Regions from separate parts of the Mus musculus genome. Here region 1 is linked to region 2. The links are chromatin contacts, found by POLR2A ChIA-PET in ENCODE. All regions are on one chromosome and are shown on one strand. Each heading gives the region's core, a stretch centred on a gene start or an enhancer-like site at or near the end of the contact. The rest is flanking DNA. Distances are from core to core; before and after follow the strand shown. Region 1 holds the start of Fam71e1 (family with sequence similarity 71, member E1). Region 2 holds the start of 2410002F23Rik (RIKEN cDNA 2410002F23 gene).

Region 1 (5,221 bases), core at 2,363-4,862, 250 kb after region 2:
TACAGCAAACCACGTTTCCCTGACACCCTCCCTCAAACTGGGCAGAAGTAAAACTGCAACATGACAGCTTCTGGTGGGAACAAGGACAGAGCCCACCCCAGACAAGGCTGACACTTAAAAAGAGCCTGCTGTCTAATGACAGCTGTTCTGGGCTCTCTCGTGGGGAAGGCTGGCTTAGCTGGGCGCCGAGCTCACTGGGGGCCTCACCCGGAGTCGGCCACGCTCCTCCTCACTGAGCTGTCGCTGTGTTGCCGACAGGGTGCCATCCTGCTGGTTCCAGAGCAGCAAGCCTCGCTTCTGGAAGTTGGCTCCATCACCTGTGGGGGGACTGGGCTCATTTACATGACAGGGGGCTTCTTCACCTACCTGTCTGCCCCAGGCCTAGCTGTCACAAGTGCCTGACTCTATTAAGGAGCTGTGGGCAAAGCTAAAGGCTAGCTAGTCAGGCAGATGTTGGGGCTGGCCCAGTTCAGCCTTCCCTGAAATAAGGGGTCTTATGGTGCTACCCCAGACCTCTTTCTTCTGCAGCAAAATGGGCCAGTGCTCCCACCACTGCCTCACAAGACCAACTAGGGCTCTCTGAGGGAGTGGAGCAGGACACAGGTCAGAGGCTAGAGAAGCCTGTTCTGACATTCCTTCTTCAGCTGACTGAGTTGTTCCTACAGATCTAGGGGCAAGAAGGAAATAATTATATACACACACAGACATGCATATATATACTCATGTTTGCATGTATGTATATGTGTGTGCACATATATGCACATGCGTATATATACACATGCATGTGTCCAGATGAATTTCTTTTATAAATATTAAATGCAAGTTAGCACTAATACAGATTATGGAGGGAGATCCTGTCAAAATTGACAGCCGGCCACATGAGTAAGAATAGTCAGGGGCCCTGATGGCTGGTTTCAATTGCCAACCTGATACAATCTAGAATCACCAGAGAAGAGTCTCAGTAAGGGATGTCTAGGTCAGGCTGGGCTAAGAGCATAGCTGCAGGTGAATATATTGATCACATTCATTGAGGTAGGAAGGCCCACCCACTGTGGGTGGCACCATTCCCTAGGTTTGGGCCCTGAATTATATTGAGTGTAGAGAGGAGGCTGAGTGTAAGCAAGTACACATGCATTAATTCTCTCTACTCTAGACTATGGATGAGATATAACCAGCTGTTTGAAGGTCCTGATTTGACTCCCCTACTATGATGTGACTGCAATTATGAAAGAAAATTAAATTTTAAAGGTGAAAACCACAAGAAGATCTTTGATACCTATACAAGCAGGCAAAAACTGTTCTGTTCTGCCAAGTTAAGGCAACTCAAAACAATCTTTGGGTATCTGTGTAAGCAAGTTATAAATGCCAGAGAAAACTCCAATTAACCATATCATAATAAGAAGATGGTCACAGCTGTACATTTTTGGATGGGTGTTACTAAGAACCTATCTTCCAGGCACTGGAATGAATGACAAATGGCTAGTGGGTACCAAGAAGGCTGCCTGGCATGAAATAGTTTCTTTACCCATCACACATGTACATATGCATGTACATATGCATACATATGTATGAATCAGTATATGTGTGGAGTGTACATGTGGTGCATGTGTATATATTTACATATGCATATATATGTATATGTGTATGTTTATAATCTTCATTAGCAGAAATGCAACCCAGGCCCTTGGGCACACTGACAAGCACTAAACCCTTGAAACCTTGAAGCCACAGGCATGGGGCATCTAAAGACAAGTCCTCTCCTGTCTGTGCTTTCCGCCCTCGCCACCAAAGGGCAGGCGTAAGGCTGAAGACACACTGATCTCACCGAGCTCAAATGAATGCTCCAGCAGCAAAGCCACGGTGCCACAGCCCTCAGCTTCACGGCCATCGGCCCCGGTCTGCAAGGGAGACAAGGACCCCAAGTAAGAACCACTCACGCTCTGGGCGGGGCAGAAGGACAGGCTGAAGGACAGGCCGTAGCTGCATGCTCACATCCAATCACAGGTGCTCTGCCCAGGACTGCCTCTCATGACACAGTCCATTTCCATAGCCCAAAGAAAACTCTAAAAGCTTGTTATTCTCATGTCCAATGCCCGGGTCGTTATCTTTTTGTTGGTTTTTTTGGTTTTGAGAGTCTCAGTGCACAGCCCGAGCTAACCTCTGATTCACAATTCTTCTGCCTCCACCTCTTCGTGCTGCTACTACAGGTAAATACCACCTTGCTCTGCCCCCCACCCCAGGTCATTCAGGTTTTCATTCACGAGTTCACTTCCTTTGCACATGCTAATACTCTGACCATTCACATTGGCAAGAAGCCCACTTCTCTCTGGCACATCCTAGATCCACACTTTCTTTCCCACGGTTCTGAAGCAGAGTCCCACTAAATCACTCCCTGATCCAGACCGGAGATGATCCTCCTGCCTACGTCTGCTGAGCGCTTGGGGTTACACATGAGCACCACCACCATCAGCTTAATTTCTTTGTAATTTTTCTTTTTTTAATTTTGTGTATGGATATCTGCTGCATGTACCTATGTGCCCTGTGTGCATGCCTGGTACCTGGTGTGCCAGAAGAGAATGTGCAATCCCCAAAAACTGAAGTTAGCAGACAGTCGTGAGCCTCTAGGTAGGTGCCAGAAAGCAAACCCAGGTACTCCAGAAAAGCAGTCAGTTCTCTTGGCCCTCATTTCTCCAGCACCCTATTTTTGGGGTTTTTTTGAAACAGGACCTTAGGTAGCCCAAGGTGACCTTGCACCCCACACCCAGGCCTAAGCCTTAGATGTCTTAATTTCAAGCTTCTCCTAGCCAGGCATCCTACAGCACTCTGGCTCCTGAAGGACCTGACTTCTTCGTGCATATTCAGAAACATGATTCCAACCCTAGCACTAGAGCACTGCTTCCTTGCCATATCTTTATTAATTACTTATTGAGTCAGGGTCTCACTGTGTAGCCCTGGTTGGCCTAGAACTCCCTTTGTCCTAGGCTGGCCTCGAACTCAGAAATTCACCTGTCTCTGCCTCCCGAATAGGGGTATTGAAAGCGTGCACCATCACACCCCCATTTTTGTATTTTTGAGACAATCTCAAGCAATCCAAGCTAGCCTCAAACTCCTTGATCCTCCAGCCTCAGCCTCCCAAGCACGGAGATGAGAGGCTAGCTACCACTACTCCACGCAGCTCAGGTTCCGAGCAAACCACATCCTCTCATGAATATTCATGATGGGGTCCATCTAGCGCCCACAGGAGGCCGCCCCGCCCCGGCCACTAGCACTCACCCCACGCGCGGAGGCCCCGACCCGGCAGCCGCTGCCTCGGGCTCTGCTAGGAGCCGCGGCTACCATCAGCAAGAGCACTAGCAGCCGGGTCACCCCGGCACCCGCGGCCACCATACGGGAGCGTTGAGAAAAACCGAGAGCCATACAGCCCGCTAGGAAACACAGGGTTCATCCTGAGGCTCACGCGCCTGCGCCGCACGCCGCGCCTGCGCACTAGCGCCCGTCCGCCTGCTCCCGCAGTCAGGGCGGCCATTTCTCCATCCGGGTCTCTAGGGCTCACGTTCCCGGTGACACCACCTGGGAGAGAAGTGACGTCGTTGACGTCACGGAACGCCGGGCACCCTATTGTAAAGTCACAAGCTCTAGGCCCCACCCTTTATCTGTCTGTCCCAGGCTTCACTCGGCGTTCCTCCCCAGGGCCGGGGCGTGGCGATGAAGGGCGGTCGAGATCTTAAGGCCGCTCGGGGCGGAGCAGGTGAGACCAGTTCTGAGGGGATGGAAGGTGACAAAAGGACTTCTGCCTGGAGGGGTTGGCCCTAGAGAGGGAGCCGGGGAAGGTATGGGACCAGCAATGCGGAGGCCGCTGCCCCGCATGCGCCCTCGGTCAGAGTTCATGTACCTGGCATCCTGGGATGGATGCTCGCGCTTCGCCCCTGCAGACCGCCCCCTGGCTCCAGCCTACGCCCCGTGCCGCCCTGGGCGCCTCCAACGCCACCTCCTGAGCGGCGAGTTCGACCAGCTGCGCGACTTTCCCATCTTTGAAAGCAACTTCGTGCAGGTGTGGAGCCCCGGACCTCCGACCCGTTGATGTACGGATCTCCCCCATCATTTGTCGTTCTTTCCAAGTGATCCACATCACCTCTGAGCCCGCTGGGCTTTTTGTGTCTTCAGAAGCCTTTGTCTCAGTTTCCTTGACTGTACACATATGGTTCTTGTCCTTTAATCCTAAAATCTTTGGCCCACAAGCCTTTTTTTTTTTTTTTTTTTCCTTTTTAGAGGTAATATGGCTGGTACTCTGGGCTTCACTCGTTATTCAGCAGGAGCTCTACCCCTTAGTCACACCCTAGCCCTGCACCGGGGGATTCTAGGCATGTGTGCTTATATTCTGAGCCACATTCCCAATCCCTAACCTACTGTTCATCTCCCCTAGTTCATGACCTTTCACTCTGTCAAGATCCCCAAGACCCAATCAGATTCCTGTTGAGTTCTGTTCTCCATCTATCGATCCTCTTAACCTTTGGCCCCAGGTGACCCGGTTTGGAGAAGTCGCCAACAAGGTCACCATGGGGGTGGCAGCCTCTAGTCCTGCCCTGGAGCTGCCAGACCTGCTGCTGCTGGCCGGCCCTGACAAGGAGAATGGACACCTGCAGCTCCTCGGGTGACTGCCCCTCTAAGTCCCAACTTCCTCCAACCTCCCTGCCGCCATTTTGCCACCCAGGGACCAAGATCACCACCAAACCTCTTCACTAAGAAAAATGGCAGGGCACTTCACAGAGGTCAGAAGTCAGGCGAGATGAGGGAGGACAGCCCTCAGTGGCATCACAGGGTCAGGATGGTGGCTGTTTACACAGTGCTTTCTGCTTTCCAGGTACTCTGTCCCAGAGAGATAAAGTAAAGCTCAAAGACTGGGCCCACGGCCCAGGGTCCCACAGTCCACTGTCCACTCTGCCCCTCTTCCTGAAAACTTGTGAAAATCAATACCACCAAGTACAAACCTCACATAGAACAGAACACCCCTTCCCCCAGCCTAGGCCTTGCCCTGCCTCAGCTGCATGCAGGAAACGTGTACACGCTTACAGGACATGTACATACTGTGGTATTTTTGGAGACCTGAATCCTTTCTCATCCTATCTCAGTTCACGAAAGACAGGGAGAAAATAGAAAAAAGCCAAGCCTAATAGTACAGGCCTGTCATCCCAAGACTTGAGCAGCTGAAACAGGATTGCAG
Region 2 (5,219 bases), core at 645-3,144:
TACATATAAATCTAAAATAAGCACATTGTATTTTCAAAGGAAAAAATTTAGATGTGTTCTCATGTATTTCAGGTTGGTCTGGAACTCACTATGTAGCCAAGATGGAATCTAAGTTCTCAGTCTCTTGCTGGCATTCTAGGTGGACACAAGCATGCCTGGTCTAATGTTAGGGATGAACCCAGCGCTTCCTTCATGTTGGACAGGCACTCTACCAACTGAGCCACATTCCCCAAGCAAATGCGTCCATTTTTAAACAGAGTAACAACTCTGTCTTATACTAGATCTACAAGTAATCAAATAAACAGTGTCAATACTGTGCAGACAGATGCAATGTATGTGCCCATAGATGAAGGTAAGGGGGTCCATGCTATGGGGAAAGAGAAAGGTGTCTTATTTTTCTGTTGCTATGATAAAACACCCTGATAAACGCCACGTAAGGGGACAGGTTCACAGTTCAAAGTGCAGTTCATCACATGGAGAGGTAAGGTGAGGGTCAAGGAGGCAGGAGCTTGAGGAGGCTGCTGGTCACACTGCATCTGCAGTCAGAGGGACATTTACACTGGTGCTCAGCTTTCTCCATTTATGCAGCCCATGGTTCCCCAATAGTGGGTGTGCCTTCCCAGGTCAACTAACCCAACTAAGATAACCTGTGCATGGTCAGCGGCTAAGCTAACCTAGATAACTCTCCACAAGGTATGCTCCAAGGCTTCTTTCCTAGGTAATACCAGATTTGGAGAAGTTGACCATATTAACCATCAATGTGGTAACGGGAGCCAAGCACAGAAGCAGACAGGGAGCTTTCTGAGCTCAAGGCCAGCCTGTTCTAGAGAGAGAGGCCTTGTCTCATCAAACTATTGACTTTCCTCTGGTGTGAGCCAGCAGCAATAATGGAAACTCGTTTACCTAAGAGAAGAATCTTTCCCTTTACTTCAGACCACTAGGTTCCCAGGCCAGTCTCCCCAGCGGAATGAGAAAGAGCCCTAATGAGCAGAGGGCCAGCTAAACAAAGAATACTCAGGTCACATTAAGGAATCTAGAGCTTGAAGAGTGTAACATAGACTATTTGGAGGGCAAAATGAAGAAAGAGAGAACTGGTATGAGGTGCAGACTTTTAAAAAAAAAATGTTCTATGACTTCTGTGGTTGAGGACCCACTTCGAGCTCATCCAAGTATTCAGAACCCTGACCCTTATCCCCCAAGACCTAGGGGTTCCAGCCCTCCGCCTCCTTCCTCAGACCCAGCAGTCCTTATCTCAGCCTCCAGATTCAAACCCAGTAGTGCAGCCCTCCAGCCTCACGCCCTCATACACAAGGGTCCAGACACCACCCACCCTCCCTCACACCCAGGGGTCCAGACCCCAACCTGCCCTCTTTCTGGCACAGGGAATTCCCCTCCTTTCCGCCCTAGCGTCCCCGCTCCGGGCCCGCACATCACAGAACCCAGCCCTCTAACTACACCACACCCATGGTTCCCTAAAAGTCTGCCAGTGTGTGCTGGTCCTGCCTCCCGCGCCGCAGCTGCGACTACTGCCGGGTGGGCCCTTTTAGCGGACCCCAGCTTCTGCAGCAAAAACGAGCTAGCCTGCCGCGCTGGCAAGTCGGGGGATTTCCGGTTCTGGCCAAACCCCCACCCCATGGGGGGCTTTCTCGTCCCGCCCTCTCCTTGGGAGCTGTCTAAGAGCTGCCTGACGGAAGTAACGGAAGAACCTTTCAGATATGTTCTTCATTCTCTTCATCCTCTTTGGGAACAACGTACCTTATCACCTGATCAGGAATGTCCTAAGGGCAACAGACGTTTATTCTTTCTGCCACCGTGAAAGCAGGATCCCCGGCTCAGGCGTAAGTGTGGGCTACCTCAGGGCGGGGCCCAAGAGCCGCTGGAGGCGGGGCCTTGCGAGCGCGATGGGTGGGGCTGACGGGCAGCGCGCGCTATAAATGGGGACACGCGGCGGTGGCGCGCGCCTGTGGCGATCGCGTGTGAGGTGAGGTCTGTCCCGGTGAGTTTTTCCACGGTGTTGGCCTCGGTACCTTCCAGTCGGTGGTGCTGCTTTGCACCCTGGGAAGCACGTGTCCCGAGGTGTCCGTGGCCTGGTCACGGGTGTACCTGTCGCGCGGACGGGCTCAAGGGCGCTGCTTGGGGCCGCGGGCGTGCTCGGGCTGGAACCAGGGTTTCTCTCGAAGGGGCGGATGCGGGTACTTTCGGGACAATGCCTTTCGCCAGGTTTGTGGAGCTTGGGATGCCGGGCCAGGCCTTCCTTTGTCTTGCCTTAGCCGGGCTACGCCATTTCTGCTGCTCACGTCGCGGGTCTTGTCCGCCATCTTCCCGGTTTTTTTTTTTTTTTTAGGCGACAGGGAGGGGGGTGTGTGACATAGAATCTTTCCTCCCAGTGACAGCCCCGTGCTACCTGCAGGTTCTCTCCGTAGGAAATCTCTACCACTGCCCCTCCCCCGTGTGGGATTTTGGCAATTTTGTGCAACCTAGAACACATGAGGGCTGGAGGAGGATGGGGTGTAGGGGCAGATACACGATACGGAGTTACCAAGGCGGAAGTGAGTGCACGTGGAGGACTGGATTGCTTCGGAGCAGCAGGTAGGAGTAGACGAGGAGGAAGGGAGCCAGGCCTTTGTTCACCTGCAAGAATACTAATACAATGGCTACAGGATGGTCTTGTAGGGCCTGATGGTACAAGCATTTTCGGTTCAGCTACTCAAGTAAATTACATATTTCTCCCAAAATATTTTAACCACACCTTTGCCTGTAAACCAATCTTTTTCTGCCTACTTACTGGTCAGTGCCATTATCACACTTGATTAAACTCTTTCCTCTTGGGAATCCTACTGTTCTCTTTGTGTTCCTTGCTAAATCATCTCCCAGACAGCTTTCACAGGGTGGTTCAAATCTCGCTGAGTAAGTCACTGGGCCTTCCATTTATTTATTTATTTATTTATATAAATATATATATGTATATAAGCCTATATTATATATATAAAATCTCAGCAGGGTTTTGCTTGTTTGCATTTTGCTCTGTAGAACCCCCATAGTTCTCCCACCAGGCTCCTCAGAAGGATGTGTGTCTTTGCAGGTTGTGTTTTTCAAGGTTACGAACCAAGACAGAACATCATGTCCATAGGGAATCTCTATGGACCTACTGGACTGGGGAACTTGGAGCCTCTAGTGGATTTTGTGTTTGTCAATCTTTTCTATTGTGTTAGCTTGGCCACCATCCCTGAAGGCAAGTAGCCTTGACATTGCAGAAGGCCTGAGGCTCCTGTGATGTTTAGCACTGGGCTCCAAACACCCTTGAGGACACAGTGCCCCTCCAGGACCTTTGACACCTGGAGATCTGAGGACCTCTAAATTTGATGTTCTGTACCTGTGGGCTGGCCCCACACATAACCCTCACCAAGTCCTTTCGGTATTACAGGTGTATCTTGAAGCCACGTAGCCATCCATCATCATCTTACTGTGGTAAGAGCCTTTACTTTTTAATCTGTCCACACCTAAAATAAATAGTGTACCTTCCTTTTCAGTTACTCTCTATAAGTTGGATTTAATGAACCCGCAATTATAGGGTATTACATATTAAAACTCTTAACTTAAATGGGATCAGTCAGGTGTAGGTAAAGATCCCAGACCTGCTGTTCATAACTCCATACCAGTCAGTAAACCACCTCAATAAACCTGGGTGCTGAATGGAACAGACACATCAAGGGCAGGCACCTAAGTCCTCTGCAGTTACATAGAGAGGGTGGCAGTATTTTCTGTCTTCTAAGGGTAAGGACTGGGTAAGGTACAGAAAGGACCAAATTTTCAAACTCAGTAGAGAACAAAATATCGGCATTAGCGCCTGCCCACTGGATTTGTGGACTGAAGACAATGTAGCTTTGAGCATCGTTTAGGGCCTAGCAAATAATTTGTACCCCCCAAAAAAAAGATACTTTTTATTTTTTAAAGAACCTTGAATTTACATAGGTTCTATTATTAAAATAACAAGATTTATCAGAAGACAGGCATGTGTGTTATCTAAAAAAGAACACGTTCTCAGCTCTAGGAGAATATCTCCTTGTTTCTTAGGTGTTGGGAACAGGGAAAACAATGGCTCTGCTGTTGACCTTAAGATGTTTTCTATCTGACCATACTGGGCTTGGGCTAATAACAAAGCACTCTGCATAGCACTGAACACACGGAGTCTCTGGACTGGGCAAAGATGTGAACTGAAAAGGTACAGAGAGCTGGAGAGGAGTTACTTTCTATAATTTGGATTTAATCAACCAACAACTATAGGGTCCAAGGCCAGCCTGTGCTATATAACAAGACTGTAGGGTAGAGGAGAAGAGGGCCAGTATTTGAAGCAAATGAGTTCACTACATCTCACCAGGGTCTTAGGCAGGTGTCATTTCTTTGCAGAATGCAAAGTCATTACTTCCCCCAAGTTGCAGGGTGGAACAGAGGTGCTAACCTCAAACTCAGGCAAGTTGAAGAGTTGGTTTAGGGGGAAACAGGTCTGGAAGAAGGGTGGAAGCCACTTAGGGACATGTTCACTATACCCTGGAAATTCCAAACAGTCCTAGGGCTGAGCCATGAGACCAAGACCAGTCTCTGTCTCATTTGCCCCACATTCCCAAGGACACAGCAACCTCAGTCTACAGCATGCAGGTCAGTGTAGACAATTGAGGGGTAACTGTGGCACGTGCCTATAATCCCAACATTCCAGGTGGCTGAGGCGGGAGGATCCTGAGTTAACATCCAGACTGGACTACATACAAAAATAAGTGAGTAAGATTGGGGGCGGGGAGTATAGAATGTATCGAAAATCTTCTACCTTGGGAGGTAGAAGCAACTTTGCCCACATAAACTGTCTTAAGCAAGGAAACAGGGAAGTGTTACCCCTAAGGGTCCTGGGTTCTCTAAAACCAAGTGTCAGCCATTCTCTTGGGTGGATTTCTGAGCACTGGGCTATACTGTCCCCCTTGGGACTTTGCATGGCCCTAGGACCTTAGAAAGGGAGGGTATTAATATTACCAGGACCCCTCTGATGTTCAGCACTGGGCTCTGACCATCCTGAGGACATGGTGCCCCCAGGGACCTTTGACACCCTGGGGTCTGAGGGGCCCTGGCGACAAAGGGAGTGGATGGGGAAGCTGTGGTCTTTGTGAGTCTCACCAGCCTTTCTCCTCTCCCTCCTGCCAACAGACAGAGGCAGTTCCTTCAGACAACCA

What was found. ChIA-PET counts read pairs that join two places held with the same protein, here RNA polymerase II (POLR2A).
Region 1: POLR2A ChIA-PET joins it to region 2 with 19 read pairs in embryonic stem cell. The contact joins the promoter of Fam71e1 here to the promoter of 2410002F23Rik in region 2. POLR2A ChIA-PET finds 5 or more read pairs at or near these places in 3 of 5 experiments (Patski and embryonic stem cell).

The regions. Positions count from the first base shown.
Region 1 is chr7:44,492,983-44,498,203 of GRCm38, forward strand. Fam71e1 (family with sequence similarity 71, member E1) reads left to right here and starts at 3,613. Exons shown (of 5, transcript NM_028169.2): 1 at 3,613-3,748; 2 at 3,933-4,051; 3 at 4,521-4,651. The coding sequence starts at 3,706. It overlaps Emc10 (ER membrane protein complex subunit 10), which reads right to left and starts at 3,436. Exons shown (of 7, transcript NM_197991.3): 1 at 3,274-3,436; 2 at 1,826-1,898; 3 at 208-317. The coding sequence starts at 3,387.
Region 2 is chr7:44,244,828-44,250,046 of GRCm38, forward strand. It overlaps 2410002F23Rik (RIKEN cDNA 2410002F23 gene), which reads left to right and starts at 1,895. Exons shown (of 6, transcript NM_025880.4): 1 at 1,895-1,996; 2 at 3,425-3,468; 3 at 4,715-4,772; 4 at 5,194-5,219. It overlaps Snord88c (small nucleolar RNA, C/D box 88C), which reads left to right and starts at 5,028; the gene lies at 5,028-5,111. LOC115486841 (a small nucleolar RNA gene) reads left to right here and starts at 3,263; the gene lies at 3,263-3,353.